Regions from separate parts of the Homo sapiens genome. Here region 2 is linked to region 1. A link is an interaction called in ENCODE POLR2A ChIA-PET data of the cell type or tissue named here. Cell type or tissue: MCF 10A. All regions are shown on one strand. Each heading gives the region's core, and the rest is flanking DNA. Links, peaks and the distances in the headings are about the cores only.

The links. ChIA-PET counts read pairs that join two places held together with the same protein. Peaks named below come from ENCODE experiments on the same cell type or tissue, not always from the same donor. Only the 100,000 strongest peaks of a DNase experiment are listed, where the experiment ranks them.
Region 2: POLR2A ChIA-PET joins it to region 1 with 5 read pairs; 3 of 35 experiments call an interaction of 5 or more read pairs at or near these places.

The regions. Positions count from the first base shown.
Region 1 is chr10:23,441,560-23,457,011 of GRCh38, forward strand. It overlaps OTUD1 (OTU deubiquitinase 1), which reads left to right. Exons shown (of 1, transcript NM_001145373.3): 1 at 1-818. Among named protein-coding and RNA genes, the nearest start is that of OTUD1, 10 kb to the left of the region's middle. In MCF 10A, for the core only: no CTCF peak of the experiment used is centred there; no DNase peak of the experiment used is centred there.
Region 2 is chr10:23,378,771-23,394,222 of GRCh38, forward strand. No RefSeq gene overlaps it. Among named protein-coding and RNA genes, the nearest start is that of C10orf67, 42 kb to the left of the region's middle. In MCF 10A, for the core only: no CTCF peak of the experiment used is centred there; a DNase peak (open chromatin) is centred at 5,821.

The DNA.
Region 1 (15,452 bases), core at 396-2,895:
TTTTTGTGTTTTTTTTTTGGTTTTTGTTTTGTTTTTCCTCTTTTAAGGGATAGTAGCAGGTCTTACTTGAATGAAAGTCTGATATTTGCTGATGGCAGAATGATTATTCTGTACCCTGGTTGATGTGTAGAGTAGATTGTCTGGTGCTCTCAGTTGTTTTTATTTACATTTGTCACGTTGTTGTAAGAGAATGTTAACATGGTATAAAACTCTGTGACAAGATAAGCCTCCTGCTTTATATAACTTCTTGAATCCAGCTAAGAGATTTATAAACTAATGGCATAAATGTCTGGAGCCAACCTTGGCAGTTATAGCAGGAGAACACTGTCTTAATATTTCTTTACATTCTTTCAAAAGGCAAAATAGGATTGCCCTGTATTGATGTAGAAATGTCTGTAAACAGAGCTTGTATGGTTTGCTGGGTCAAACAATGTTTCCAACTTAAAATCAATCTCATTGCCACTTTAACTACTTTTAGTCATATTTATTAAGTAATGCAGTTTGTACTTTTTTTATTTTGTAACATTTTGTGATTTTTTTGTACAAAACTGTATTTGTACAATAGAGCAATTCCCAGCTGATGGAATGAATGAATAAAATGCAAAATTATACTTTTACAATGCCTTTTTGGATAGAGTGGTTTTTAAATTGTGATGTTTGTAGGAAACTTTCTTGCATGTATGCATGTACACAATTTTTTTTTTCCATAAAGATGCCACAGCAATAGAGAGGTTTCCTAAATTATCACATGAAGAGGATAGGCTAATCATGAGTAATTTCAAAGGATAAGTCTGAATAAAATATAATTTAAAAGTGGAGTAATCCAAGAAATTGCTCTCATTATTTCTAATTATAATTTCTGTCTACAGTTATAGCTGTACCTATTGGCTAATGAAAAAGGAAGTGCAAGTTTTGTGTCAGCCAGCAGAATGTCTAATTAAATGTCATACTTTTGTATTCCACTCACTCTCAGTATAGAGTTTAACGTTTTAGAGAGTAACCAAAGAGATGCCCTAATTTTTGTCTAGTCTGGCCTCTTGAGACCACGGGAATCTGTTTTAAGATGTTGAAAAGTGCATGCTATAGTTTGAATATATGTGTCCCACCACCCCAAATTCATGTGTTCGTCCCCATTATGGTGGTATTAAGAGGTTGGGCTTTTGGGGAAGTGATTTAAGGCATGAGCGCTCTGTCTTCATGAATGAATTAGTTGCCTTTTATAAAAAGGTCTGGAAGCAACTAGCTTAGGCCCATTTTGCTGTTCTGTTGTTCTGCCACAGGAGGACACCTAGATGGTGTCATCTGTGAGGAAGGGGCCTCCGCCTGATGTGGAACCTGCGAGCACCTTGATCTTGGGCTTCCCAGCCAACAGACTGTGAGAAATACAAATTTCTGTTCTTTATAAATTATAGGTATTTTGTTGCAGTAGCACAAATGGACTAAGTTGGTGCACCTGTGTGCATAATGTTGGGGTATGTGTAATGCATAAGAAAAGCAGCTATTTTGGATATTTTACTTTTCAGTTATTTAGACATCACAGTCATAGACACAACTGAACTTGATTGAGTTCATTGGTTAACCACATTCTTGGAAGGATGCCGTTGAATATCAAGGAAAGAATTTGTCAACGGTTTAAATGTTTACTAATCACAGATCTCTGGATTTTTGTGTAGGTAAGTTTTGCTTCATGGCTTCAGTAAGTAATTTGGGAAGAAAGAAATTCTATTATTTGAATTACCTGGCTACCCCTTTTCTCCACTTTATTTAGAGCTGTATAACATTTGGAGATGCTTAAAATTTTATACAAGTATGAGTAGAACACACAAGAATTCCTAAAAAGCCTTCTGTAAGCCTATTACTGTTTTAGGTAGCTTACTCTGTGTTCTGTTTCATTTTCAAATTAGGATTCCAAGTCCTGATTTCTTTTCTTTTTTCTTACGTTTTTATTGAGACAGGGTCTCCCTCTGTCACCTAGGCTAGAGTGCAATGGCACAGTCATGGCTCACTGCAGCCTCAACCTCAGAGCTCAAGTGATTCTCCCGAATACCTCAGCCTCCTAAGTAACTGGGGCTACAACGGTCGTCCAGCATCACACCCAGCTAATTTTTAAAAAAATTTTTTAGTAGAGATGTAGTCTCACTATGTTGCCTAGGCTGGTCTTAAATTCCTGAGCTTAAGTGATCCTCCTGCCTCAGCCTCCCAAGGTGGTGGGATTACAGGCATAAGTCACCCTGCCCAGTCCTGTTTTTAAATTTAATTTTAACATTTTGTTTATTATTTTTGAGACAGGGTGTTGTCGTGTCCCCCAGGCTGGAGTGCAGTGGCACAATCATGGCTTACTGCAGCCTCTACCTCCTGGGCTCAAGTTAGCCTCTCACCTTGGCTGCTGAGTAGCTGGGACTATAAGCATGTACCACCATGCTCAGCTAATTTTTTATTATTCATAGAGGTCGGTGGGGCGGGGGTTCGCCCTGTGTTGCCCAGGCTGGTCTTGAACTCCTGGCCTCAGGCAATCCTCCCACCTCAGCCTCCCAAAGTGCTGGGATTACAGGTGTGAATCACACACTCAGCCTTGAAAAAGAAAATCTGGAGATAATTTCATTACTTTGTTCAAGTTTATCTTATGTGCTTTTCCTAAAAAAAAAGTTATACAATTTTTTTCCAAGTTTTGCATTTTGAGAATCATTAGCACTTTACCATGACATTTAGTGCTCATGTGGAAGAAAGGCATTAGGGAAGAAAAATAGATTGTAATCCTTTGGACGTTTGATAATTTGATATGTAGGTAAATGTACTGGATAAATTCAAGTATGTAGCATGTTCACATTAAATAGTTATTTGTTACATCCTAAGTTCAGATGTCATTTTTTTGTACATCCCTAGAATGTCTATCTCAAAGAGGCACTGAGAAACTAGATGACATTTAATTCAGTTTGATTTCCCAAATTTACTAAGCTCAATAGGCACATTCCCTGTTGAATCCCTGGGTTCAAACCCAAGTACCTAGCAGAGCGAGTGCTCAGTAAATTGCTTTTTTCTTTTTTTTTTTTTAGACAGAGTCTTGCTTTGTCGCCCAACCTGGAGTGCAATTGTGTGGTCTTGGCTCAGTGCAACCTCCACCTCCCGGGTTCAAGCAGTTCTCCTGCCTCAGCCTCCCGAGTAGCTGGGATTACAGGTGCCTGCCACCATGCCCAAGTAATTTTTTGTATTTTTATTTATTATTTATTTATTTATTTATTTGAGATGGAGTCTCGCTCTCACCCAGGCTGGAGTGCAGTGGCATGATCTTGGCTCACTGCAACCTCCGCCTCCCGAGTTCAAGTGATTCTCCTGCCTCAGCCTCCTGAATAGCTGAGACTACACGTGCGTGCCACCACGCCCAGCTAATTTTTTTTTTGTATTTTTAGTACAGATGGGGTTTCACCATGTCAGTCAGGATGGTCTCGATACCCTGACCTCGTGATCCGCCTGCCTTGGCCTCCCAAAGTGCTGGGATTACAGACGTGAGCCACTGTGACTGGCCTTGTATTTTTAATATTAGAGACGAGGTTTTGCCATGTTGTTCAGGCTGGTCTCCAACTCCTGACCTTGAGTGATCCACCCACCTCGGCCTCCCAAAGTGCTGGGATTGCAGGCATGAGTCGCTACACCCCGCCAAATTTTTGAATGAAGGAATTAATTGAAGGGAAATGGAGCTTTGGAAAATATTTAGTTGGAGAATGTGAAATTAAATGAAAATAACTTGACTCTAAAGGTACTGGGAATTATTAATGACAAAGTAATTATGCGCGTTTTAAACTCAAATAATAGAAAAAGATATTGCAGTATTGAATTCTGTAACTGACAAAATGGTTTTTGAAACCAAAAATGAGAATTCATTGATTTTATCTTTCTGTCATCTTCCAAACATCTTGAGAAACCAGGTCAACTGTAATTATTTAAAAATAGAACTTCACTAATCTGCTGTGATCTTGAAGGTGTTGCCTTCTCCAAAATGACTTGCTCTGTTTTGCTTTGGGGGTCACTGCCATCCCACATCCAGTCTCTAGCAATTCCTAGTGTGACTGTTTTCTCTGTAGCCTGGTTGAGAAGGAAATGTTGAACAGATTTCAAGCATGAGTTACGACTGCTGTGTTCAATAATACTGGCTGCAAGCTTATGTCATTGGTCAGTGGGACCAAGGCAAGTAGTGTAAATCAGATCAGAACAGCTGTTGGAAAAAAATGTATTTCTTCCTGTTGTAAATTAGATCAATGACAATGATTCTATGAGTAAAGGTCAGGGAGAGTTCACTGTCATCAGTTAACTTACAGTAAAACCTTATCTAGCCTTGTTTCTCACAATTGAATTTTCTAAATAATTGAACAGTTCCTTTTTGTGTAAAATATGAAACAAAAGGCCGGGCGCGGTGGCTCACGCCTGTAATCCCAGCACTTTGGGAGGCCGAGGTGGCGGATCACAAGGTCAGGAGATCAAGACCAGCTGGCTAACATTGGTGAAACCCCATCTCTAATAAAAATAGAAAAATTATCTGGGCGTGGTGGCGGGTGCCTGTAGTCCCAGCTACTATAGGGGCTGAGGCAGGAGAATCGCTTGAACCCGGGAGGTTGAGGTTGCAGTGAGCTGAGATCACACCGTTGCACTCCAGCCTGGGCAACAAGAGTGAAACTCCGTCTCAAAAAAAAAAAAAAAAAGTAATTTATGGTGTACTAATTTTTCTTTATAAAATAACTGAATATGAGGCTGGGCACAGTGGCTCACGCCTGTAATCCCAGCACTTTGGGAGGCCAAGGTGGGCAGATCACAAGGTCAGGAGTTTGAGACCAGCCTGGCCAATATGGGGAAACCCTGCCTCTACTAAAAAATACAAAAATTAGCTGGGCGTGGTGGCTCACACCTGTAGTCCCAGCTACTCGGGAGGCTGAGGCAGGAGAATCGCTGGAACCCGGGGGGCGGAGGTTGCAGTGAGCTGAGATAGCGCAACTGCACTCCAGTCTGGGCAACGGGGCGAGACTCCGTCTCAAAAAAAAAACAAAAAAACTAAATATGGTTTAATCATTTAGTGCTTTAGTGCTTGCAGATGGCTGAAATGTGACAGTTCATTTGTACTTAAAGGGATCTCAGAGTGCTAGGACTTTTTTTTTTTTTAATTTGTTTCAAGATGGGATCTCACTCTGTTGCCCAGGCTGGAGTGCAGTGGCATGATCATGGCTCACTGCAGCCTTGAATTCCCGGGCTCAAGCGATCCTTCCATCTCAACATCCTGAGTAGCTGGAACCACAGGTGCATGCCACCATCCCACACCTCTCCCTCGCTAATTTTTTTATTATTATTTTTGGTAGAGATGGGGTCTCAAACTCCTGAGCTCAAGTGATCCTCACCCTTCAGCCTCCCAGAGTGCTTGGTTTACTGGCCTGAGCCACCACGCCCAGCTAGTGCTGGGAATTTTATCTTTGTGATTATACTTTTCCTGTCTACTTCCTCGCATTATAAAAGCTCTTACCATTGTCACTTTCCAACCTCAATTCCCACTATGATTTTCTATGTTCAGTTAGAGACACTAATCAATGTGCTTGTCAGAATTGACTCTAAAATCATAAGAAATGGTTTTCTCTTTTTTAAATAACACAACCTGTCATACTAGAAATGAGTTTCTAATTCAGAACTGTGATGCTCTGCTGTAAGTAATGTGTTTAAGCTTTAGTTTTTGGTCAACCAGAGTGCTTTTTTGCTGCTTGCCTTGTCTTCTTTTTTCATTGTTTAGTGGTATCCTGGATTTGTCTGATTAAGGGATCTCTGAGTGTGTGCAGTGACATATTCAGAAAACAAATGGGTTGGCTATATTAAATCTCAAAATTGGAGCTGATTTGTCATGGCCTAGTTAATATTTTGTTTCCTCCCTACCATATATAATCCTTCATAGTGTGTCCCTGCTGTTGTCTTTCTTCTATTTATACCTTTTTTTTTTTATTTATTGTATTTTTTTTTTTAGGGCTAGGATCTTGACCTGTCACCCAGGCTGGAGTGCGGTGGCGTGATCATAGCTCACTGCAGCCGTAAACTCCTGGGCTTAAGCAATCGTCCTGCTTCAGCCTCTTGAGTAGCTAGCATTATGTTGCCCATGCTGGTCTTGAATTCCTGGGCTCAAGCAATCTTCCTATCTGGGCCTCCTGAGTTGCTGGGATTAGGCATGAGCCACTGTTCCCAGCCTGTTTATAAATTTTTAATTATGTCCTTTTTGAGATAGGGTCTTGCTCTTTGTCACCCAGGATGGAGTGCAGTGGTGCAGTCACAGTTCATTGCAGCCTCGACCTCCTGGGATCAAGCAATTCTCCTACCTCAGCCTCTGGAGTAGCTGGGACCACAGGTGTGGGCCACCACATCTGGCTAATTTTTTTTTTCTTTTGTAGAGATGGGGTCTCACTATGTTGTCCTGGCTGGTTTTGAACTCCTGGCCTCAAGCAGTCCACCCACCTTGACTTCCCAAAGTGCTGGGATTACAGGCATGAGCCACCATGGCTGATATATATATGTTTAAATATAGAGACAGGGTCTCACTGTGTTGCCCAGGCTGGTCTTTAACTCTTGGCCTCAAGCAATCCTCCCACCTCAGCCTACCAAGTCACTGGAATGACAGGTGTGAGCTACCACACCTAGTTTGTTTATACATTTTTTATTAGTTTTCTGGTCCACAAAGCTGCGGTAATTACAAGGGAATTCAAATATTAGGTCCTCATGCAGACTCCAAATCAAAGTGTGCACAGATGCGTCCGGTACAGATATGACAGTTATCTTTGAATTTTCTCTCCCTAATTCTTCTTTAATGTGTGTATATTACATCTACATAGGTAAGAAAGTTAGTCTTCCTCCTGAACTTCCTTTTTCATTAGAGTAAAATATTTTTTCTCATATTGATTAGTGTTTAATAGAGTCAGTAAATACCCTTGCATTAATATGCTGACAAGTAGATTTTGACAATTTGAAAAAAGCAAAGGATGAATTAATTCCTGTGGGGTCTATGAATTTTATATTTTAAAGCAGTTAAAGTAGGGGAAAAAACCTACACACACAGGACATTTTATACTTGAAACTGGAATTATTTTAGCAAGTGAGGATGCCAAGTAGAATGTCAGTGTATAGAGATTTAGCCTTAATGATATATGCTTGAAGTAATGATTGAGTCTAAACAAATGTTCCACCTAGATTAGAGGTTGTCTGTTTGAATAATTTTAGGGATGGACAAAGTAGTTGTATTTCTTAGCTTATAGGTACAAAAAGCTGGTGTGCAAAATAGGTACTTGTGAAGGGAATTTATACCAATGTGTCATGTGACACTTCTGCAGTCAATTTGTAAGATAAATTCAAATAAGGCTTTCAGTTCTGATGACAAACAGGAAACATTCACGCTTTTTGTTTCTCACAGTGAAATACAAGCTACACTAGTGATGTAATAGGAACGAAAGAAGAAGGAAATGCCACAGTTAAGTGGACAACTGCAGTCAGGAAATTCTTAGCTGTTACTTTGCTACCTTTGCCATCTTGCTGAAAAGCACTGACTAGACCTAAAGGGAATAAACAGTTAATGCTTTTGCTGTTTACTAAATCTAAACAATGCTCATGTCTCCATAAACAGTAGGTACCGAAACCTCAGTAACTGCTTACACAGAATTCTAGGCCAAAGAAGAGACAGATTTAAGATGTATGTTAAACTTGTCAATATAAACTTGTCAATATAAAGTCATTCTCTGACTGATTTTTCATTACCAGTTCCTTCCTTCCTTCCTTCCTTCCTTCCTTCCTTCCTTCCTTCCTTCCTTCCTTCCTTTCTCTTTCTCTCTCTCTCTTTCTCTTTCTTTCTTTCTTGTTTTCTTTTTCTTTTTTGATGTAGTCTTGCTCTGTCGCCCAGGCTGGAGTGCAGTGATGCAATTTCGGCTCACTGAAACCTTTGCCTCCTGGGTTCAAGCGATTCTTCTGCCTCAACTTCCCAAGTAGTTGGGATTACAAGCGTCTGCCAACACACCTGGCTAATTTGCGTGTGTTTGTGTGTGTTTGTGTGTGCGTGTGTTTTTAGTAGAGATAAGCTTTCATCATGTTGGCCAGGCTGGTCTCGAACACCTGACCTCGGGTGATCTGCCTAACTCAGCCTTCCAAAGTTGGGATTCCAGGTGTGAGCCACCCCACCTGGTCCCTGTTCATTTTCTTGATCGTGACTGTAGGCAGAAGCTAGTACTGCTCAGAGTGTGATTTGCCGCGATGGCTCTACTGATTTGGAAGGCAACGTGACCTTGCAAGCATAGACAGTACAGTTGTGTTAGGCCAAGCTGCTATAACAAAAAGTTTCTTTCTTTCTCACTTAACTCTTCCAAGGGGAGCAGTGCAGTCAGAAGGGCAGCTCTGCCCCCCAGGGACTGTCACCTTCTGCACAATGACAGTCTGTAGTCATGTCTGGTCTGATGAGAGGGAGCAGAGTGCACATGCTGAGGTGGCGTCTGTCACTTCTGCTCTCTCCAGAACATGTCACGTGCAGCACATCCAACTGGAAAATACCATCCAGACAGTTCCCAAGAAGAGGGAAAAATGGAGTTTGGCATAAAAATCACAGTCTTCTTTAACTTCATTTATTAGAAATGGTTTAGATCTTGCTCCTGCAAAGTAAAAATGAAAAAAAAAATTACTAAAATAAAAAACAAAAAAGAAATGGTTTACATAATACACACACACATACACACACACACACAGATGTTTAAAATAAAACATCTGCATATATTTTTAGAAACAGGATCTCGATATGTCACCCAGGCTGGAGTGCAGTGGCACAATCATGGCTCAACCGCCTGAACTTCCTAGCTCAAATGTTCCTCCCACCTTAGCCTCCTGAGCAGCTGGGACTACAGGCACATACCACCACATCTGGCTAATTGTCTTTCTTTTTTTTTGAGATGGAGTCTCGCTCTGTCACCCAGGCTGGAGTGCAGTGGTGAGGTCTTGGCTCATTGCAACCTCTGCCTCCCAGGTTCAAGTGATTCTCTTGACTCAGTCTCCCAAGTAGCTGGGATTACAGGCGCCTGCCACTATGCCTGGCTACATCTGGCTACTTAAAATTTTTCTTTTTAATTTTTGTAGAGATGGGGTTTTACTATGTTTCCCAGGGTGGTCTCGAACTCCTGGCCTCAAGCAATCCTCCTGCCTTGGCCTCCCGAAGTGCTAGGATTGCAGGTATGAGCCACTGCACCTGGCTGTAAAATATCTTTAAGAAGAAAAATATATCATAATATTGAAGTATCTGGGAATAAAGTGAATAAAATACACATTAACTCGTTTCCCATGACAAAGATATAAAAAGATACAAAAGTAGAATTAACTGTTGCAATAATTTAGGATTCCGGTCCCCATCAGCTTCTCAACAGGTGTACACAGCTGCTGAACCTTCTATATTTTGATAAGGCTGCTATTTTTCTATTTCCTTTCCTTTTTTTTGAGACAGAGTCTTGCTCTGTCGCCCTGGCTGGAGTGCAGTGACGTGATCTCGGCTTGAACCTCTGCCTCTTGGGTTCAAGCGATTCTCCTGCCTCAGCTTCCCGTATAAGTAGAACTACAGGTGCATGCCACCACACCTGGCTGATTTTTTGTGTTTTAGTAGAGAGGAGGTTTCACCGTGTTAGCCAGGATGGTCTCGATCTCCTGACCTCAGGTGATCCACCCGCCTCGGCCTCCCAAAGTGCTGGGATTACAGGAGTGAGCCACCGCACCTGGCCATTCCTTTTCATTCTTCTTTTTTTTTTTTTTTTTTTTTTGAGGTGGAGTTTCACTCTTGTCACCCAGGCTGGAGTGCAATGGTGCTATCTTGGCTCACTGCAACCTCTGCCTCCTGGGTTCAGGTGATTCTCCTGCCTCAGCCTCCCAAGTAGCTAGGATTACAGGCACATGCCACCATGCCCAGCTAATTTTTGTATTTTTAGTAGAGGAGACAGGGTTTCACCATGTTGGCCAAGATGTTCTTGATTTCTGCCTCGTGATCCACCCGCCTGGGCGCCCAAAACTGCTGGGATTACAGGCGTGAGCCACCGCGCCTTGCCTCCTTTCCATTCTTACTTGTTCTTTAGTATATCAGAAACATCTCGAAAGTCTGGCCTTTAACACAAACCCTGGTTTTCTTCGGAAAGAACAATACGTAAAAACTTTTCCTTTTTAGGTTTCACAGATTTCGCTTCTTTAGGCTCTTGCTGGTCTTCTTCCTCTTTCTCTATTTTTAAATTTCCTTCTTTTCCGCTGCCCTTCTTGTTTTTCTTTTAGAATAATTGTATGTCATCTGCTCTGCTTAAAATTAGATGTTCCTCTCTAATATTTACTAATTCACCCATTTTACTTTACTAACTTACTAAGTCTTTAAAAGTAAATGACTAAGCCTCACCCCAATTCTTGAAAAAGGAAAGGAAAAAACAAACAAACAAACAAACAAAAAAGCCCAGCCCATTATAGTGGACTAGAAGCTCCATATAAGGCTTATAGTTGGGATTTAAGGATGAGGCCAATCCTCTGAAATTAAAGAATCATCATAAATGGGTCAGAGCAGGGAAGGGTAAAGATAGCCCACCCCAAGAAAGGGCCACTAACATCCTTGTTGAGGAGAAGGGGACTTCCTAGTGTAGTCAGAGGAGCTATACTGCAAGCACAACCTTCGTAGGAGTTAATCAGAGTAATTAATGTGAAGAAAGTTGTAACTCATCCAAACAGTATACTATTGCAGCAATGCACTGGCAGAAGAAACGGGCAGTGAGTGGTCTGCATGAAGCCTAGAACCAAGAGAGCCAAGGAAGAATATCTCGGTCACTGCGACTCTCATTTTATCTAGATGGGAAGGTACCCTGGGCTAGCCACACCAATGTGCTGAATAGTTAAGAACAATATAAGGAAATGCTTTTTGGAAGTAGGAAGTAAATATTCATTCAACAAATATTGACTGCCTGGAGGATAGTAGGCACTATGCTAAGCCCTATGTAACTCTCAAGCTATGTGGTATTAGATGCTTAGTAATTGGAGGCTATAATGATCATATCTTGCTCCCAAATTATTTTACTCATGAGAGAGGTCTTTGTAGTCAAGCTGGTTGGGATTCAAATTGTGGCTAAAGCACTTAGTACAAGGATACTTGTTTCATTTTGTTTTGTTTTTGTGATGGAGTCTTGCTCTGTTGCCCAGGCTGGAGTGCAGTGGTATGATCTTGGCTCACTGCAACCTCCCCCACCCAGGCTCAAGCAATTGACCTGCCTCAGCTTCCGGAGTAGCTGGGACTACAGGCATCCGCCACCACGCCCAGCTAATTTTTTTTTTGTATTTTTAATGGAGCCAGGTTTTCACCATGTTGCCCAGGCTGGTTTCAAACTCCTGACCTCATGTGATCTGCCTGCCTCGGCCTCCCCAAATGCTAGGATTACAGGCATGAGCCAACGTGCCCGGCCCATACTTGTATTAGGTATACACTGTACGAGTACATGTAAGTTAGGTAAGTATGGACTTATCTAACTTAGGTAAGTTAGTTAATATCTTTAACCCAGCTTCATCATTTGAATAATGGAAATAGTTATTGAAACTCCATTTCAGAGGGTGATTATAAAGATTGTATTAGAGATAACATTATAATGAATACATGTCAAGCGTAGAGTTAGCATTCAGTAAATGTCAGCTACTTCTATAATTATTATCTTTAGAATTACAAGACTAATTTATATGCTTTTAACCTGGTTTATAGCTTTGCCTTCAGGTTAATCCTGAGCTTCTGTTTTATGGTTATTCTAATTTCAGATTACTTTTAATATTGATTGTTAGACTGGTGTTAAATCAAACTAAATTTCGGCTTTAGAGGCCTCCATACCAGTTCTGTATAACAAACTGCAGTCTAACTCAGTATGTAAACAAATCGAAAGCCTAATTTATAAGTATGGTTTTGTAACAAATAGCTGAGTCTCAGCCAATCAGAGCAGCCGAGCTTCAGCCAATCGTAGGTGGTTAACTGTTTAAACCAGGTTCAAATAAGGCTGCACTGAGTTGCAACCAATGGAGCTGTTTCTGTACCTCATTTCCTTTTCTCTGTGCATTAATGTTGTTTGACTACTTGTTGGTTGTAATGACAGAGTCTTTCTGAACATGTTCTGATTTTGGGGCCTGCCCCCTTCATGAATCATTCTTTGCTCAGTTAAGCTCTGTTGATTTAATTTGTCTCAAGTTTTTATTTTAACGCTGGCATAGTACTTTATCATTATGTATTAATAGGTTTTGCTTTTCTTTATTCATGCAAATATTTTATCTCAATATTTTTGCAATGGTGTATTTAATATCAAGATTTTATTTCAAAATATGAAAATTATAGGTACTTTTGAAAACAGTATTGACAAGTTTCCATTTTGAACATTTATTTATATTTTCCTTTATTGATAGTTTCAACTGGCCTAAAAATATCAAAACCATGTTTAGTGCAAGAACAGAAAACCAAACACCGCATGTTTGCACTTATACGTGGAGGCTAAATGTTGGGTACTCATGGACATAAAGATGGTGACAGCAGACACTGGGGACCACTGGTGGGGAGGGAGAGGGAGAGGCAAGAGTTGACTAACTAAATACTGGGTGCTGTGCTCACTACTTGGATGAGGGATTGTTTATACCCAAACTGCAGCATCATGTAATGTACCCATGTAACAAACCTGCACATGTACTGCCTGAATCTAAAATAAAAGTTGAAATGATTTAAAAAAAAAACAAAAAACCATGTTTAGAATGGACACTTTTGTTTTTTTTTTTGTTTAAGAGGCAGGGTCTTACTCTGTCACTCAGGCTGAAGTGCAGTGGCGTGATCATAGCTCACTGCAGCCTTGAACTCCTGGGCTTGAATGATCCTTCTGTCTCAGCCACCCAAGTATCTGTGACTACAGGCATGCACCACCATGCCTGGGTAATTTTATTATTAAGATTGTGCTTATTATTTTTGTAGAAATAGGTTCTTGTTATGTTGCCTAAGCTGGTGTCAAACTTCTGGCCTCAAGTGATCCTCTCATCTCAGCCTCCCCAAAGTTCTGGGGTTACAGGCATGAGCCACAGCACCTGGCCTATTCCCCTTTTTTGCTTTTAAAATCTTGTTTCTAACAAAGGCCCAATGAGCTGATATCCAAGGTTACTTGGTTTTGAGTTTTCCAGGCAACTGTCCTCATTTTGACTCAAGAAAACTCGTTAAATTATGTCTCGTGCCACAGCCTCTTCCTTTTAGGTTGACAAAAACTCAGCTTTAATTTTGTCACTAGAAGAGAAGAAAAATCTTTCTTCCTTTCATCCTTCTGGATTCCTGGCTGAGTCTTTGTAACAAAAGAGATTAATAAGAGGAAAACCAAGTGAAATTTGTTAACATAGTTAGAGTAGGTAGTTAGGCAGACATGAGCAGGACAGGAGAGCCACCCACCCCCACGCCCTAGGAGTGTCAGGTGACCACAGGTGATGGTCAGGCCATTGTTAAACTGTCTCTCTAAAATAACACTTGGTCACAGCCAGTGCCAGGGAAGACAGTCTCCCAGTAGACAGAACACACCTGAAGCTGATGATGAGCTGCTTCCAGATAAGATCTCAGAAGTTGGATTAGTGGGCTCACACATGCACACTAAGAGGCAAAATGGCAAAGTTCAGCTGGTATATGACCTTCCTCTAGGAATGCTCAACTGTTAACTGCTAAGAGAAAAATACCTGGAATGAACATGTGCACAACTTTAGTAAACACACCGTGCATGTGGCCCTTCCCAAGTGCTGGCAGGCCACTGCATATGCAGACAGCCCACCCCAAGGGAAAAATCAGGGGAGGAGAAATGAAAATGCCAGTGTATAAAATCTCAAGTCAAGGGCTGGATGGGGCACTTGGATCAATCAAGTCACTGTCTTGGCCCTCTTCCAAGTTGAAATTTACTTCCTTGAATTCCTGCTCTAAAAGTTTACAATAAACTCTCACTCCTGTTCTAAAACTTGCCTCAGTTTCTCCCTCTGCCTTGAAACTACTTCTGCCCTGTGGCTGAATTCTTTCCTCCAAGGAGGCAAGGATTGAGTTCGCTGTAGACCTGTTGGATTTGCCACTGGTAACAACATGTGTATTTGCACATGTAACACAAGGAAATACCCAGAAATGAGTAACTCAAAGGAGTGTTTAGAATTTAGGCTTATAGGGCCAGGTGCGGTGGTTCATGCCTGTAATCCCAGCACTTTGGGAGGCTGAGGTGGGAGGATCATGAGGTCAGGAGATCGAAACCATCCTGGCTAACATGGTGAAAACCCATCTCTACTAAAAATACAAAAATTAGCTGGGCATGGTGGCATGCACCTACAGTCCCAGCTACTCAGGAGGCTGAGGCTGGAGAATCTCTTGAAACCAGGAGGTGGAGGTTGCAGTGAGCCGAGATCCTGCCACTCCACTCCAGCCTGGGTGACACGGTGAGACTCCATCTAAAAAAAAACAAAACAAAAACAAAAAAATAGAATTTAGGCTTATATATGGTTAAATTATGTTAAAGCTGCCTCCTTTTATTTTTTAACTTTGGACTAAAAGTTCTCCAAAAATAGGGAACTGTAACCTAACTGGATGTGTAAACAGACTGTAACCTACTCTTGAGCCAATCACAGAGTTTTGGCCAATCACTGATGGCCAATTGTTCAAACCATGCTCAAATAAGACAAATACGTTGTAACTAACGTGGCTGTTTTTGTACCTCATTTCCATTTTCTGTATGTCACTTTCCTTTTTCTGTCCATAAATATTATCCCACCATGTGACAGCAAACAGAGTTGCTCTGAACCTATTCTGGTTCTCGGAGCTGCCCAACTGGGGAATCATTCTTTACTCAATCAATCTCTTTTAAATTTAATTTGTCTGAAGTTTTTCTTTTAATAATACCGACAAAGGAAAAGTGATTTGGGGCCTCTGAGCAGGGGAGGCAAGTTTTGGGAAGGTGACCAGGAAAGGTATAGTAAACAAGGGTAAGATTTGTTATGCAGATTTAAGGCAGTGCATTCTCCATTGACAAGAGTTATCCTTCTCCTCCTGGTACAGAGAGAGAGGCACCCTTAAAATGGAGATTCCCGTTATAGATGTAAATTCCCCTTACAAAAAAAACCTTATGCTCTGTCCTCAGAGCTTCTCTGTGTTTGCTGTTTCTCAAAATAATCAGCTCAAAATTATCTTTATGTTAAAGAGGATTTGGGATGGCATGTTTAGCCTCCTACATTACTCTTAGGACAAATAAATACTCGTTTTTCACATTTCACTGCCAAAAGGAAGGATATGATGATATTCTTGGTATTAAGAAAACATTATAATTTTCAGGGCAATGAAAACCCTCATAGATAGAGACCATTAGTTTCACTAGGGTATGGATGTCTGTGTGTGTGTGTGTGTGTGTGTGTGTGTGTGTGTGTGCGCGCGC
Region 2 (15,452 bases), core at 4,594-7,093, 59 kb before region 1:
CTTGGACTTGTAACACTACAGGTGTGTCCCATGTTACTAATGAGAAGAAATGGGTGTGGGAACCATCACATCTCTTTTTCCATTTTGCACCCTGGGTGGCATCATGGAAGCATGACTTGTCAGGCGCACATGGCTCCAGGCTTACTAGGGCACCATGCTTGGTTTAATGCTCCATGGCCTTCATAATTATACCTTTCACCTTGTATTTTCTAAGTGAACTCTGCTGGGCCCATGGAACATGTGTGTGAAGCAGAGGAGATACACAAAATATGCATGTCTACCATGGGCTCCAGTTCACCCTAGCTCACATGTTGTGTTTGTGCTGCCCATGAGCACAGAATTTTGACAAATCCACCATGGACGGGAGTTGAGCAAGACTCAACGCATGTTATATCTGGGACTGAGTAAGCAGAGGTGCTGACAGCCTTGGTGGACCACACTTTCTTAGGACCAGAACTTGCTTCCAATGCAGTTCAGACAATGGCCATGGCATTGAAAGGGTTCAGAGCATGCTACCCCGAAATATGCCACTTTCACATACTGATTATTTTGAGTTACAGGCACTTGAAAAGCAGCAGATGCAAGAAAGGCATGCTGACCTTCTCTTTTTCTTCCTGAAAGCAGTAACTAAAACTCCTATGTAAAAGATGTCTTCCCTATACCAGGAGGAAGATATCACCAGAATCAGGGAGTTGAGGCCCAGAGAAATATGTTCAAATACACCTTGTTAAACTATGCCTTGTTTTCCTAGCCACTTTTCAACAATTAACTGCCCTAGCCCAGACCCCTTTGTCTTGCCACATTTCACAAATTACTCCTCTAGGTCCAACCCAGTATATAGCTTTTGTCCCTAACTTCTTCTTTGGGTCTTCATTTTTCTTGTGGGAGCTCCTGTGAAAATGTTACCACATTAAATCTGTATACTTTTCTCCTGTTAGTTGGTCTTATGTCAGTTTAATTCTTAGGACTAGCTGGGTAATAGGAAAAAGGAGAAATTGTAGCTCCCCTACAGCATTCTAAGAAATATGGATAACCAATGAATTCCATCATATCCTTTCTTGTATTATTTCCGTATATTAGCTGACACCCTCAACAATGAGGACATTAAAGGAAAGGGGAAGATGGGGCAACTCGTAGTTCCTTTTCCTTTTAGTCTTTCCTTACTAATCAGTAAACTGAAGAGAGTATTGACAGAATGTGCACATATTAAGAAGTGAAACAAAAACGTTTGAGTTAGTTTTATGCAGTTCTGGTAAGAACAAAATATATCTGCATGTAGCAGTTAAAAAAGATGAATTATATAATTTCAATGATTCTACATATAAGTTAATGTTCTCATATTTTCATTGAAAACAGGCATTACATTATGGTATGTGAATTTATGTCAATTTTAACAAAAAGAAAAATAGGTAGTACAGATGACCAAGAAACAAGGGTTGAGGGAAGGGCTTTTCTGTTACTCATTTATCAAAACAAAATTTATTGTTATTATTTTTTATTTTCATTTTTTATAAAAGGGTGGCTGCTCCATAGGCAGAGCAGAACTACCCCATAGGCAGAGTAGCCTTTTTTAATTTATTTATGTATTTATGTATTCATCTGAGACGGAGTTTCACTCTTGTTGTCCAGGCTGGAGTACAATGGCGTGATCTTGGCTCACCGCAACCTCTGCCTCCTGGGTTCAAGAGCTTCTCCTGCCTCAGCCTCCCGAGTAGCTGGGACTACAGGTGTGCGCGCCACCATGCCTGGCTAATTTTTTGTATTTTTAGTAGAGATGGGGTTTCACTGTGTTAGCCAGGACGGTCTGGATCTCCTGAGCTCGTGATCCACCTGCCTCGGCCTCCCAAAGTGCTGGGATTACAGGCGTGAGCCACCGCGCCTGGCTGCTATTTTTATTTTTTTAGATCTAATTATAAGAAATTAATGATTGCTCACTGTAGAACTTTTAGAAAACATAGGGCAGTATTAAATGAGAACTTATAAAAGTAGTAACTTACTTGGTAATTACGGACTTTAGGATTTGTTTTAGAGCTAAAAACAAAGAAGAAGAAACGATAACATGTTATAAAATGGACAAAAAGGTATCTTTAATGCCTTACGGCTCCATAAAATCAATTCAAGCGTCCCCCCTGGAAGAAAGAAGAAAGATTGACTTTGCACAAGACAAATGGTAAAATGTATACTAATAATTTTAATTAAAAAAATTTTTTTTAGGCCAGGCGCAGTGGCTCACGCCTGTAATCCCAGCACTTCCCGAGGCCGAGGCAGAAGGATCGCTTGAGAACAGGAGTTCGAGATCATCCTGGGTGATACAGCAAGACCCCGTTTCTTGCTGAAAATCGAATTTCAATTTTTCTTTACCTGGAATAGCATCAAATAGCAAATAAAACACACCAGAACAAACTGAAAGACCATGGAAGAAAGGAAAGAGCTTTATATTTTAGTTCCTTAAAAGTACTTTTGTCCTGCTTTTTGAACAAGGGGCTCTGCCTTTCATTTTGCATTGGATGTAACAAATTATGTAGTTGGTTCTTCTCTCATCTTGGCTTCTTTCACAATACCTTCATTTTTGTCTTCTGGGACCATGTTTTGCTCCTTCTCAAGTCCACTAGGCAGGCTGAGGCCCCTCACACTCGCCACATGTATCAGGCAGAGATTAACTTTCTCAAGCCTTTTTCCAGATTCCCAGAAGAAAGCATTGGATTGGCCCAGTTGCACCATGTGACCTGGCCAGGGGAGAAGTCATGTGATACAAACATGGCTTGAGCCAAGCCCTGTGGATAGAAAGGTGGGTGGGTATCAGAGAAAGGGAGCTGTGCAAGTACCCCAGACTTGTCTGGGTTGGCCCTTTCAAGTAGTCCAAAATTGGAGGTGGGGGTGTCTAGTCCTTTATACACTGAGTGGTTCAATGCCCCAGAGTGGTGGAAAGAAAATGTGGCCTTTGGGGTTGGGCTTTCTAGGGCTCTCACTCTCTCAGGTGGAAATTGTCAGTACCAGCATTCCCAGCAGCTGTGGAATGAGTCCCTTAGTCCTGAAATGATGCTAGGGACCTAGGCAGGGCACTACAGCTCACATTACACTTCCTACTTGGAAATGATGATTGTTTTTGCTTGTTTGTTTGGTTAAAGACACGCCTCCCTATGTCTCCCAACCTGGAGTCCAGTGGCATGATCATAGCACAGGACAGTCTAGAACTCCTGGCCTCAAGCAATCCTCCTGCCTCAGCCTCTCTAGTAGCTCAGACTACAGGTGCACACTACTGCGCCTGCCTTTCAGTGATTTTTTTTGAATGGAATCCTATTTATAGGGACTGAGTGGTCCTAGTAATAAGGTAAAGGAAACATTTTTCTAATAATTATCTGGAAGTGCTCTGGGAACTTGATGTATTGTTTTTATGCATGAAATTTTGGCCTGTGACTCCATGAAGTTGGCGTCAGTTGTTAATTTTAAATTTCTGTTGCTCTAGAAGGTGTTAGTGGATTGTCTGGGGTAAGGAGGAATAGGTGGAAAGAGAAGGAAGAATCTCCCTAATTATTTACATCTTCTTTCAGGAAACATTCCTTAACTCCACACAGAAACAAGGTGAGGGGCCAGGGCTGACACTAGCAAGACCCCTAAGGACCTGGGGCCCAGGGGGGAGCGGGGGGTTTGGGCAGGGGTGGGGAAGGGGTCTGACTTTCTGGCAATGCTTTTAGCAGGTTGCTGTTCTCGTAGAAATACGGCTCAAACTTTTCCGAAACAGTTTAGTAGCTACGATTAAGTAAAAAATAACTTAAAAAAAAAAAAAAGCATGGATAGGTCTGTCACAGTGGCTCATGCCTATTATCCCAGCACTTTAGGAGGCCGAGGTGGGAGGATTGACTGAGCTCAGGAGTTTGAGACCGGTCTGGGCAACTTAGGAAGACCCTATCTGTACAGAAAATAAAGAAGTAAAAATCAGCCAGGCGTGGTGGTGCTTGCCTGTAAGTCTTAGCTACTCAGGAGGCTGAGATTGGAGGATCACTTGAGTCCAGGAGGAAGAGGCTGCCATGAGCCCTGATTGTGCCACTGCACTCCAGCCTGCACAATAGAGCGAGACCCTGTCTCAAAAAAAAATGAGTAAAAAATATTTCTTCCAAAGGTCTCTCGGCTCACTTGGATTACGGGTTCAGTCATTTCTAAGCATTTCCTGCAGCCTCAGAAACTCAATAGTCAATTATTTCCACGAGTACAAAGCTTAAAGATGAAGAGAACAAGAGAGGGAAGGGTAAAAGGACACCAAAGGGCCATTTTCACTTGCTCCTAAATAATGTGAATGATATTAAATCTGCTCTAAATGGTACCAGAATGCATTTATCTTACCCCATCTTTGTGTCAATTGCCCAGTCAATGTATTTTGCCTGAAATGTAATCATTCTTGACTCCTTCATATCTTTCAACCCCCAATCAATTAATCCAATAAACATTTATTGAGGCATTTGTATGTACAGGTGCTCTTCCACTTATGATGTGGTTACCTTCTGATAAACCCATCATACATTGAAAATGCCGTAAGTTGAAAATGCATTTAATACACCTAACCTACCAAACATCATAGCTTAGCCTAGCCTACCCTAAACATGTGCAGAACATTTATATTAGCCTATGGTTGGAAAAATCATCTAACACAAAACCTATTTTGTGATAAAGTATTGAATATCTCATGTAATTTTTTGAATACTATACTGAAAATGAAAAACTGAATGGTTGTATGGGTCCCTGAAGTACAGTTTCTACTTACATGTATTGCTTTCACAGCACTGTAAAGCTGAAAAATTTAAATCGAACCATGATAAGTCAACGACTGTCTGTACAAGGTAACATACAAAAGCCTCTGATAAAGAAAATACTGGTAGAACATCGTCCCTGATTTTGTATGATCCTGAGGGGGAGGTTGACACATATACAACTTTGAATAAAACCCACACAATACCTAATAACAGAGGGCAAAGAACCATGAAAGTAGAGTCAAGGGGAGTGAAAATTCCACTCACTTTGTTTACTGTGATTAATTCTCAAGTTGTTCGTAATCCACTAAAGTCAACTGACCCATGGGGTGAAGTGGTATTCAGTTAATGAGTCAATTCCCTGCAACCTTTCAACAATATGGGGCACCAAAGCCCTGAATGTATAAGAGTGGGCCTTTCTGAATACATTCTGTGAAAATTTTATACCCCAATCTGATTTATATCATATCATGTTATGTAACAAATAATTAGCTACAAATATATCCATGGCACAAGGCTTGTTGCTTTTGCCCCTGAAAAGAAACCGTATCATAATTGCTAGGTATCCTTGGTGATTATTCAGAAAATCTTTGAACTTGCCTTTCACAAAATAGAGAGGGGCATTCTCTTGACATTGTGTGATGTTTTGCCTCTTATTGCAAGAATGCATTGCATGCTCCCTGAAATATTTTAGCAGTCCCAACTCTTCCAAATTGTTCAATCCCTATATGACAAAGCAAAATAATTTAAATATTGTTTCAATAATAAAAGTTTACCAAAATATCTTGCATTATTTGTATTAAAAGAAAAAATCCATAAAACATGTATTGAACCTTATTTGAAATAACATGCCACAAACAATTTCTCTGACAACTCAAGCCTGTTCTATTCAAGCAGGCTCTCAAGACCCAACAAGTCATCTGGTGACTCAGGTGGCTCCTGAGAAGAAATAAAATGCTCTGTGCAACTTGTGTTTCTGAAGCATTTACTGGGTGTGTAGCATTTTGTAATTTAGCTGGATTCCTTTTGCAAAACATGCAACAAAGAATTTAATCAGCAAAGCAAAACAGGTTTGTGGCATTCCAGAGCGATTCTCTAATCCAAATATAAATTATTCAAGTTCCAACCAATCTAGCAAATCACAAATGAACATGGTAAGGATTGTGATTGACCAATTACAAGTCACAAGTCTAATGGTAGGTTAGGCACAATGATTCACATCTGTAATCCCAGCACTTTGTGAGCCAAGGTGGGTGGATTGCTTGAGCTCAGGAGTTCAAGACCAGCCTGGGCAACGTGGTGAAACCCCGTCTCTATTAGTCAATTTGGATTGATTCAGTGGGCAGTTCGTTTAGATGAACTTTATGCAGTATTCAAGTTATTAAGAAAATTACAGGCTGGGCATGGTGGCCTAACAAAGAAGAGATGGGTTCTTACTATATTGTTCAGGCTGAAGTGTAGTGACCATTCACGTGTGCAATTAGGATGCACTACACCCTTGAACTCCTGGGCTCAAGTGATCCTTCTGCCCCAGCCTCCCAAGCAGCCGAGATTACAGGCAGGCACCACCGCACCCAGCCTCAGCTGGCTATTTATACACATGCACACATATGGAGAGGAAGAGAGGGAGAGAGATTGTCTAAGAATAAGGATATATTTTATATAACCAATCATAATATCAAACAAGAAAATTAGCATTAGTTGTATATTATCTAATATACAGTCTATGTTTGAATTTCTCCAGTTATTTAAAAAATGTCTTAGAGCTGGGTTTTATTTTTCTGAATCTGGGTTCCAAGCAAGATTTGTACATTGCATTTGATTATTTCTCTTTAATTCTTAATCTACAACAATTTTTCTGTCTAAAAATATTTCTATGATAATGACATTTTTCCCAATAGTCTTAAACAATGTCCCACATTCTTGATTTTTCTACTTTTTTCATTATTAGGTTTAGGTTAATAAAGTTTGGCAAAATACTTATATTACTGTCAAAGTAATGTTTAAAGTGAAATTTTGAATTTTCTTTGTTTGATATTATGTCTTCCCCCAAATTCTAGTGTATAGAAACTTTGGTTTAAAAAAGTATTTATATAATAAACAGTATGGTCGTACTAGCAAATACAATATATGTTTCTTTGGTATATTTTGTTCTTTTGAGGACAGGAGATGTGTCTACAGACTTTCATTTCAAACCTACCTTTGTAATACTGACTGTGGTCCCAGCTACTCAGGAGGCTGAGGCAGGAGGATCTCTTGAGCCAGGAGGTCAAGGCTGCAGTGAGCTATGATTGGGCCACTGCACTCCATCCTGGGTGATGACAGAGCAATAACCTGTCTCTAGGGGAAAACAACAACAACAACAACAAACCACCAGTCATAGTGGTTCACTAATCCCAGCACTTCGGGAGACTGAGACTGGAGGATCGCTTGAGTCCAGGAGTTCAAGACCAGCCTGGGCAACATAGTGAAACCCTGTCTCAAAAAATAAATCGAATTAGCTGGGCATGGTGGTGCATGCCTGTAGTCCCAGCTACTCAAGAAGCTGAGGTGGGAGGATCATTTGAGCCAGTCGGTTGAGGCTACAGTAAGCTATGATCACACTACTGCACTCCAGCCTGAGCGACAGAGTAAGACTGTCTCTAAGAAAAATAAAAACAAAACAAAACAAAACCCCAATATTTCTAATACCAAGCAAATCCAGAAAATGCTGAGTATACATAGTTCCTCACTCTTGCTCACACAGTGAACACTTGTGGGCATGTTTGTACAGCTTATCATCTGTATCATGGTGAGCCCTCACAGTCACCAAGAGTATACATGGTCAAAATTAATATCAAGTAAAGGACTCTGCAGATAAAGAAACATGTTAGTTTATGACGCTCTGATCTTAGGCAATTTTTCTTAGTTGCTAAAATTGCCATAACAGTGCTTTTGAGTTATTAGTCTTCATAATTACCTTAGTCCCTTTGGGCTGCTATAACAAAATACCATTAACTGGTTGGCTTATGAAGAACTGAAATTTATTTCTCACAGTTCTGAGGACTGGGAAGTCAAGAGACTTGCTGTCTGGTGAGGGCCAACTTCTTGCTCTACAGAGAGCACCTTCTCACTGTGTCCTCACATGGTGAAGAGGGCAAGGGAGCACTTTCAAATCATTTTTATAAAGCCACTATAAAGGAAAAAAAGGCCAGGCGCGGTGGCTCATGCCTGTAATCCCAACATTTTGGGAGGCGGAGGTGGGTGGATCACCTGAGGTCAGGAATTCGGTAACAGCCTGGCCAACATGGTGAAATCCCATCTCCACTAAAAATATAAAAATTAGCCTGGCTTGGTGGTGCATGCCTGTAATCCCAGCTACTGGGGAGGCCAAGGCAGGAGAATCGCTTGAACTTAGGAGGTGGAGATTGCAGTGAGTGTGCCATTGCACTCCAGCCTAGGTGACAGAGGGAGACTCCGTCTCAAAAAAAAAAAAAAAAGAAAAAAGAAAAAGAAAAGAAAAGAAAGGAAAAAAATTTCTCTCTACGTTCATACTCCATATGGCACACTTTCGTGACCAGATATATGTGAGTTTTTTCCTCATAGACCAAGCGATTCTCCAGTGGACACCAACTGGGTGTCCTGTAATTCAATTTGATTCTGACACTGTTTCAAATAGTGTGAGATCCCACAGGTTAATGGCACAGTCCCACAAGCCTGCCCCCATTTCAGAAGCCAATCTCAGATCCAGGCCTCCAGTATTGTTGATTGACAGGTTATAAGTCAGAGGGTCACATCACCCCCTCTTCAGGTTTCGTTAATTTGCTAAATGGCTCACAGAACTCAGAAAACACTTCACTTATGTTTACCAGCTTTTTTTATTATTTATTATTTATTATTTTTATTATACTTTAAGTTCTAGGGTACCTGTGAACAACATGCAGGTTTGTTACATATGTATACATGTGCCATGTTGGTGTGCTGCACTGGTTAACTGGTCATTTACATTAGGTATATCTCCTAATGCTATCCCTCCCCCCTCCCCCCACACCACGACAGGCCCCAGTGTGTGACGTTCCCCACCCTATGTCCAAGCGTTCTCATTGTTCAATTCCCACCTGTGAGTGAGAACATGCAGTGTTAGATTTTCTGTCCTTGCAATAGTTTGCTCAGAATGATGGTTTCCAGCTTCACCCATGTCCCTGCAAAGGACATGAACTCATCCTTTTTTATGGCTGCATAGTACTCCATGGTGTATATGTGCCACATTTTCTTAATCCAGTCTATCACTGATGGACATTTGGGTTGGTTCCAAGTCTTTGCTACTGTGAATAATGCCACAATAAACATACTCATGCATGTGTCTTTATAGCAGCATGATTATAATCCTTTGGGTATATGCCCAGTAATGGGATGGCTGGGTCAAATGGTATTTCTAGTTCTAGATCCGTTTACCAGCTTACTTTAAAGGATACCATGAACAGTCAGATGAAGAAGTGCAGAGGGCAAGGTATGGGGGAGTGGGTGCAGAACTTCCATGGCCTTTCTGAGCACCCTCGCTCCCAGCACCTCCAAGTGTTCAGCAACCTGGAACTCATAAAATATCATTGTTTGAGAGTTTTTTGGCCAGGTGCAGTGGCTCACACCTGTAATGCCAGTGCTTTGGGAAGCACAAGCAGGAGGATTTCTTGAGCCCAGGAGTTCAAGAGCAACCTGTTAGGGAGACCTCATCTCTACAGAAATTTTAAATATTAGCCAGTCATAGCGGTGCATGCCCGTAGTCCCAGGTACTCAGAAGGCTGAGACAGGACGATCACTTGAGCCCAAGAGGTTGAGGCTGCAGTGAGCTCTGATTGCACTGCTGCACTCCAGCCTGGGCAACAGAGTGAGACCCTGTCTCAAAAAAAGTTTTTAAAATAAAGTTTAATCTCCAGTGGCCCCCATTTCCTGCAGGTTGGTGGGTAGGTCTGAAGTTCTGACCCTCTACTCCTCTAATCATGTGTTCTTTCTGGTTAGCAGCCCCGTGATGAAACTATCTAGGAACCCCACCCTAAGTCATCTTGTCAGCATAAACTCAGGTGTTATCAAAGGGGCTCATTATCAATAACAAAAGACACTAGGGAAATTCTAAGTTTTAGAGCTCTGTAACAGGAACCAGAGACAAAGGCCAAATACATTTCATATTACACCACAGTCAGTAATTCCATCCGCAAGGGCTCTACTCTCATGACCTAATCATCTCCTAAGGGCCTTACATCCTAATACCATCACCTTGGGGGTTAGGATTTCAACATTTAAATTTGGTGGGGGGACACTGTATTAATCTGTTCTTACACTGCTATAAATGTACTACCTGGGTCTGGGTACCTCCTAATACCATCACCTTGGGAGTTAGGATTTAAACATTTAAATTTGGCGGGGGGATACTGTATTAATCCGTTCTCACACTGCTATATATATACTACCTGGGTCTGGGTCTGGGTAATTTATGAAGGAAAGAGGTTGAATAGACTCACAGTTCCACAAGGCTAGGGAGACCTCAGGAAACTTACAATCATGGTGGAAGGTGAAGGGGAAATGAGGACCTTCTTCACACGGCAACAGGAGAGAGAAGTGCAATGGGGAAATGCCAGGCGCTTACAAAGCCATCACATCTTGTGAGAACTCACTATCATGAGAACAGCGTGGGGGAGACTGTCCCCATGATCCAGTCGCCTCCCTCCCTTGACACGTGGGAATTACAGGTCCCTCCCTCAACACATGGGGATTACAATTTGAGATGAGATTTGGGTGTGGACACAAAGCCTCATCATATCAGACACACACATTCAGACCATAGCAACAATTAAACCTATAGTAAGCATGATTTCCTATGATTTCTCTCGAGTTTTATAGAGCTATCAATGAAGCCAAGCTGCAATTGGGGAGATTATATTTTCTTTTTCTTTTTCTTTACTGTTTTTTTTTTCTTTTGAGACAGAGTCTCACTCTTGTCACCCATGCTGGAGTGCAATGGCACGGTCTTCGCTCACTGCAACCTCTGCCTCTGGGTTCAAGGATTCTCTTGCCTCAGCCTCCAGAGTAGCTGAGATTACAGGCACCTGCCACCACACCCAGCTAATTTTCGTACTTTTTAGTAGAGACAAGATTTCACCATGTTGGCCAGGCTGGTCTCAAACTCCTGACCTCAGGTGATCTGCCTGCCTCAGCCTCCCAAAGTGCTGGGATTGCAGGCATGAGCCACCTCACCCAGCTGGGGAATTTATATTTTCTAATCATTAATGAATTGGCCTAAGCAACAATAGAACTGGACTCTTTGTCAATATTGTCGTTATCACTATCCAGTCATATTTACTGGATTAGCAACAGGTTTAATACTCCTCTATATCATCAGGGTTTGACTGAGATCTTGAATGCCACTTTGTGGTTGTGATCTCACCATTTGTAGCATAACATTTGCCATTCACTTATACAAATGAAAATCATCCTAGAATCATGAAACCAAAAGAAATTTCAAGAGGCCGTTGATTACATTTTACTTGGCATCAGATAGGCCAAAGCTCTCTCCTACCTACTGTTAGCAGCAGTGAATCTGGATGGGTCTGCAGCAACCTCATTTCTTGCCTCCTCAGAAGAAAGAATTTGACTAAGGGGCATAAGGCAGAAAGAGAGAGAGAGACGGAGGCAAGTTTTAGAGCAGGAGTAAAAGTTCATTAAACACTTTTAGAGCAGGAGGCTGGTCGCGGTGTCTCACGCCTGTAATCCCAGCACTTTGGGAGGCCAAGGCGGGTGGATCACGAAGTCAGGAGATCGAGACCATCCTGGCTAACACGGTGAAACCCCGTCTCTACTAAAAACACAAAAAATTAGCCAGGCGTAGTGGCAGGCGCCTGTAGTCCCAGCTACTCGGGAGGCTGAGGCAGGAGAATGGCGTGAACCCGGGAGGGAGAGCTTGCAGTGAGCCGAGATTGAGCCACTGCACTCCAGCCTGGGCGACACAGCGAGACTCTGTCCCCCGTCCCCTCCAAAAAAAAATTTTAGAGCAGGAATGAAAGGAAGTAAAGTACACTTGGAAGAGGGCCAAGAAGATGACTTGAGAGATTCAAGTGTGTGATTTGACCTTTGACTTGGGGTGTTCTACCTCAGCATTCTTCCGGGGTCTGTGTCTCTTCTCCCTTGATTCTTCCCTTGGAGTGGGCTGTCCACATGCACAGTGGCCTGCCAGCACTTGGGAGGGGCCGCATGCACAGTACGTTTACTGGAGTTGTACACATGCTCACTTGAGGCGTCCTTTCCTTACCAGTTGAGTGCTTCTAGAAGAAGGTCATATACCAGTTATACTCCGCCATTTTGCCTCTTAGTGGGCATGCTGGAGCCCACTCACCTAACTCCTGAGATCTTATCAGGAAGCCGCCCATCACCAGTTTCTAGTTTCTGGTGTTTCTGTCTACTGGGAGACTGCCTTTCGCTGGTACCAGCTGTGACCAATTATTACTTTAGCGAGACAGCTTAACAACTATCTGATCATCAACTGATGGTTGTCTAACATTCCCTGTGGGGGTGGGAGGGGCCCTCTCCTGCCCTGCTCACATCTACTATCTACTGTAACACCACCAGTTGAAAATCTACTCTTTTCTTTTTTCTTTTTTAATAGAGACAAAGTCTTGCTATGTTAGCCAGGGTGATCTTAAACTCCTGGCCTCAGGTGATCCTCCCGCCTTGGCCTCCCAAAGTGCTGAAATGACAGGTGTGAGCCACCATGCCCAGCCAAAAATCTACCCTATTTCTAATTGTTCTTTGCACAGTGCTTTTTGATGGTCTTTTGGGTAAATCATCCCATTGTGAGGATATTTAATATTTAACTTAAATTCTTTCTATATGGTAGCAAAGATATTAGCTGTCTTTCATTTGAAAGCTTTCCTCTACTTTGGGCTCACATTCTGTGCCACTGGCAGAATAAGAAAAGCCTCTTTAAGCCGAAGCTCACAGAGCTTGTTTTCCAAACCTTTAATCATTTTTATGGCTTTCCTTTAAACTCTCTCCAAGTGTTTCGTCTTCTTTTCGAAGCAAAGCCGAGAATTAAATATAATATGTGAAAGGATATGATTAGTACCAAATTTAGGAGACAATTACTGCACAGTTCTTACATTCTGAGCTCTAAGCTCTTTTGTTGATAGCTTTAAAAAATTATCAGATTTTCTAAACAACAATGAAGGTTCCAAAGAGTAATCTTAAATAGTATACAGTCATATTTTAAAACTTTTTGAGCCTGGACATTGTGGCTCACTCCTGTAATCCCAAAGCAGTTCGGGAGGTCCAGGCAGGAGGATCACTTGATCCCAGGCAGTCAAGGCTGCAATGAGCAATGATGGCACCATTGCACTCCAGCCTAAGTGACAGAATAAGACTCTGTCTCAAAAAAACAAAAAAGACAAAAACAAAAAACAAAACTTTTATGGCTATGATTCACTTTAGTGGGACAAAAGGACTCAAAGCCCACCTACCCGCTGAGTGTCACTTCTAGTGGAAAAGCTACTCAAACTGTAGAACAGATCTTAGAAAGAAGTGTAATGATGATTCATATTTGAACCACTACGCTTTCATGTCTTAAGGTCTAGTTATTGCAAAATTACAGGTTCAAAATAGCTGATATAAATTTACATTACTGCCTACTCTAGAATTAACCAAGCAACCCACAACAGCAATCCTATCCTGATGAAGCTACTCCAAAGTACTTGATACTTAACAATTGTTGGAAAATGTTGCCTTTCATTTCATTTTACAAGAGCCAGATGTCCCCTTGCCAGCAATGCTTCATAAGAAACCTGCAACAGACACATGCATTTTCCTTCAAAACACAGATTAAAAACTTAAAAGAAAAAACAAGCACTATAAACAAAGACAGATATACCATATCTTATTTTATGAATTAATATAAGTTTAAAATTTTATTGATAAAACGTAGATCCGTTCTTATTTTCTCAGTATCATTCTGTGAACCCAAAAGTATCTGAGACAGATCTCCATCAATTTAGAAATTTTATTTTACCAAGGTTAAGGACATGCCTATGACACGGCCTTAGGTGGTATCTGCCCAAGTTGGTCAAATACAGCTTGGTTTTAAACATTTTAGGGAGACGTGAGACATCAATCAATACATGTAAGATGTACATTGGTTCAGTCCAGAAAGGCAGGACAACTCAAAGTGGGGAGGGGGCTCCAGGTCATAGGTAGATTTTAAAGTTTTCTGGTTGTCAATTGGTTGAAAGAATTACTGTCAATAGAAAGGAATGTATGAGCTACGAAAAGGGGTTGTTGAGACCAAGGTTTTATCAAGCGGCTGAAGTCTCTAGGTAGCAGCCTTCAGAGAGAATAGATTGCAAATGTTTCTTATCAGATTTAAAGAGTCTGTTCTATCAGTAATTCCAAAAAGGAGGAGGGTATAATGAGGCATGTCTGGCTCCTGCTTCCCATCATGGCCTGAACTAGTTTTTTCAGGTTTACTATGGAACACCCTTGGCTGAGAGGAGAGTCCATTCAGATGGTTAGGAGGGCTTAGAATTTTACTTTTGATTTACAATTCAAAATGGAATTCAAGGAAGAAAAATACAACTCAGTAGGAAAACAAGCTCACTTATGAATATATCAACCTTTGAAAGCATGTACCTTAGGGTATATGCTATTTCTTGTTTAAAATGTTAACATTCTGCCAGAAGTGGTGGCTCAGGCCTGTAATCCCAACACTTTGGGAGGCTGAGGCAGGATGACTGCTTGAGCCCAAGAGTTTGAGGCCAGCCTGAAAAACATAGGGAGACCCTTATCTCTACAAAAAAAATTTAAAAAAATAGTTGGGCATGGTGATGCATGCCTGTGGTCTTACCTACTCGGGAGGCCGAGGTAGGAGGATTGCCTGAGCCTGGAAGCTGGAGCCTGCAGTGAGCTATGATCATGTCCCTGTACTCTAGCCTGGGCAACAGTGAGACCCTTTCTCTAAAAATAAAAAATAAAATAAAATGTTAACATTCATATAAGCTAAGTACAATACAATCAATCTGGCAGGTATTTCTTACATTTAGAAAAATATTCTAGATTCAAAGGAAAAACCATCATCGATAACTCATTTGAACTCAATGATGTGGACTGCAGTTTCTGTGAATACTCTCTTCCCAATGTTGCATAGCTCGTAATACGTATACTGGGTTGCCCAAACTGTATATCCTGATGTTTTGGGAGTATATCTGGTTTTCACAAATGATTTTTTATTGTTGTTATTTTATTTTTATTTTATAGACTGGACCTCACTCTATTGCCCAGACTGGAGTGCAGTGGTGTGATCATTGCTCACTGCAGCCTCCATCTCCTGGGCTCAAAGAATCCTCCTGTCTCAGCCTCCAAGTAGCTGGGTTTACAGGCTCAAGCCACCATGCCCAGCTCTATTGTTGTTGTTTTTAAAGTAAAACAAAGATAGAAAAACACACAGTAGTCAAGAAATCAAATTAAGCATTAAAAAAAAAATTTCCTGAAAGTCATCATATATATTTTTAGTGATTTCCCTGAATTTTAATGTCATAAATTAGTCTTTTAGTGTACACATTTCTAAAAGAAAAGGCAAAATATGGCCAGGTATGGTATCTCATGCCTGTAATCTCAGTATTTTGGGAAGCTGAGATGGGTGGATGGGTTAAGCACAGGAGTTCCAGACCAGCCTGGGCAATACAGCGAGACCAT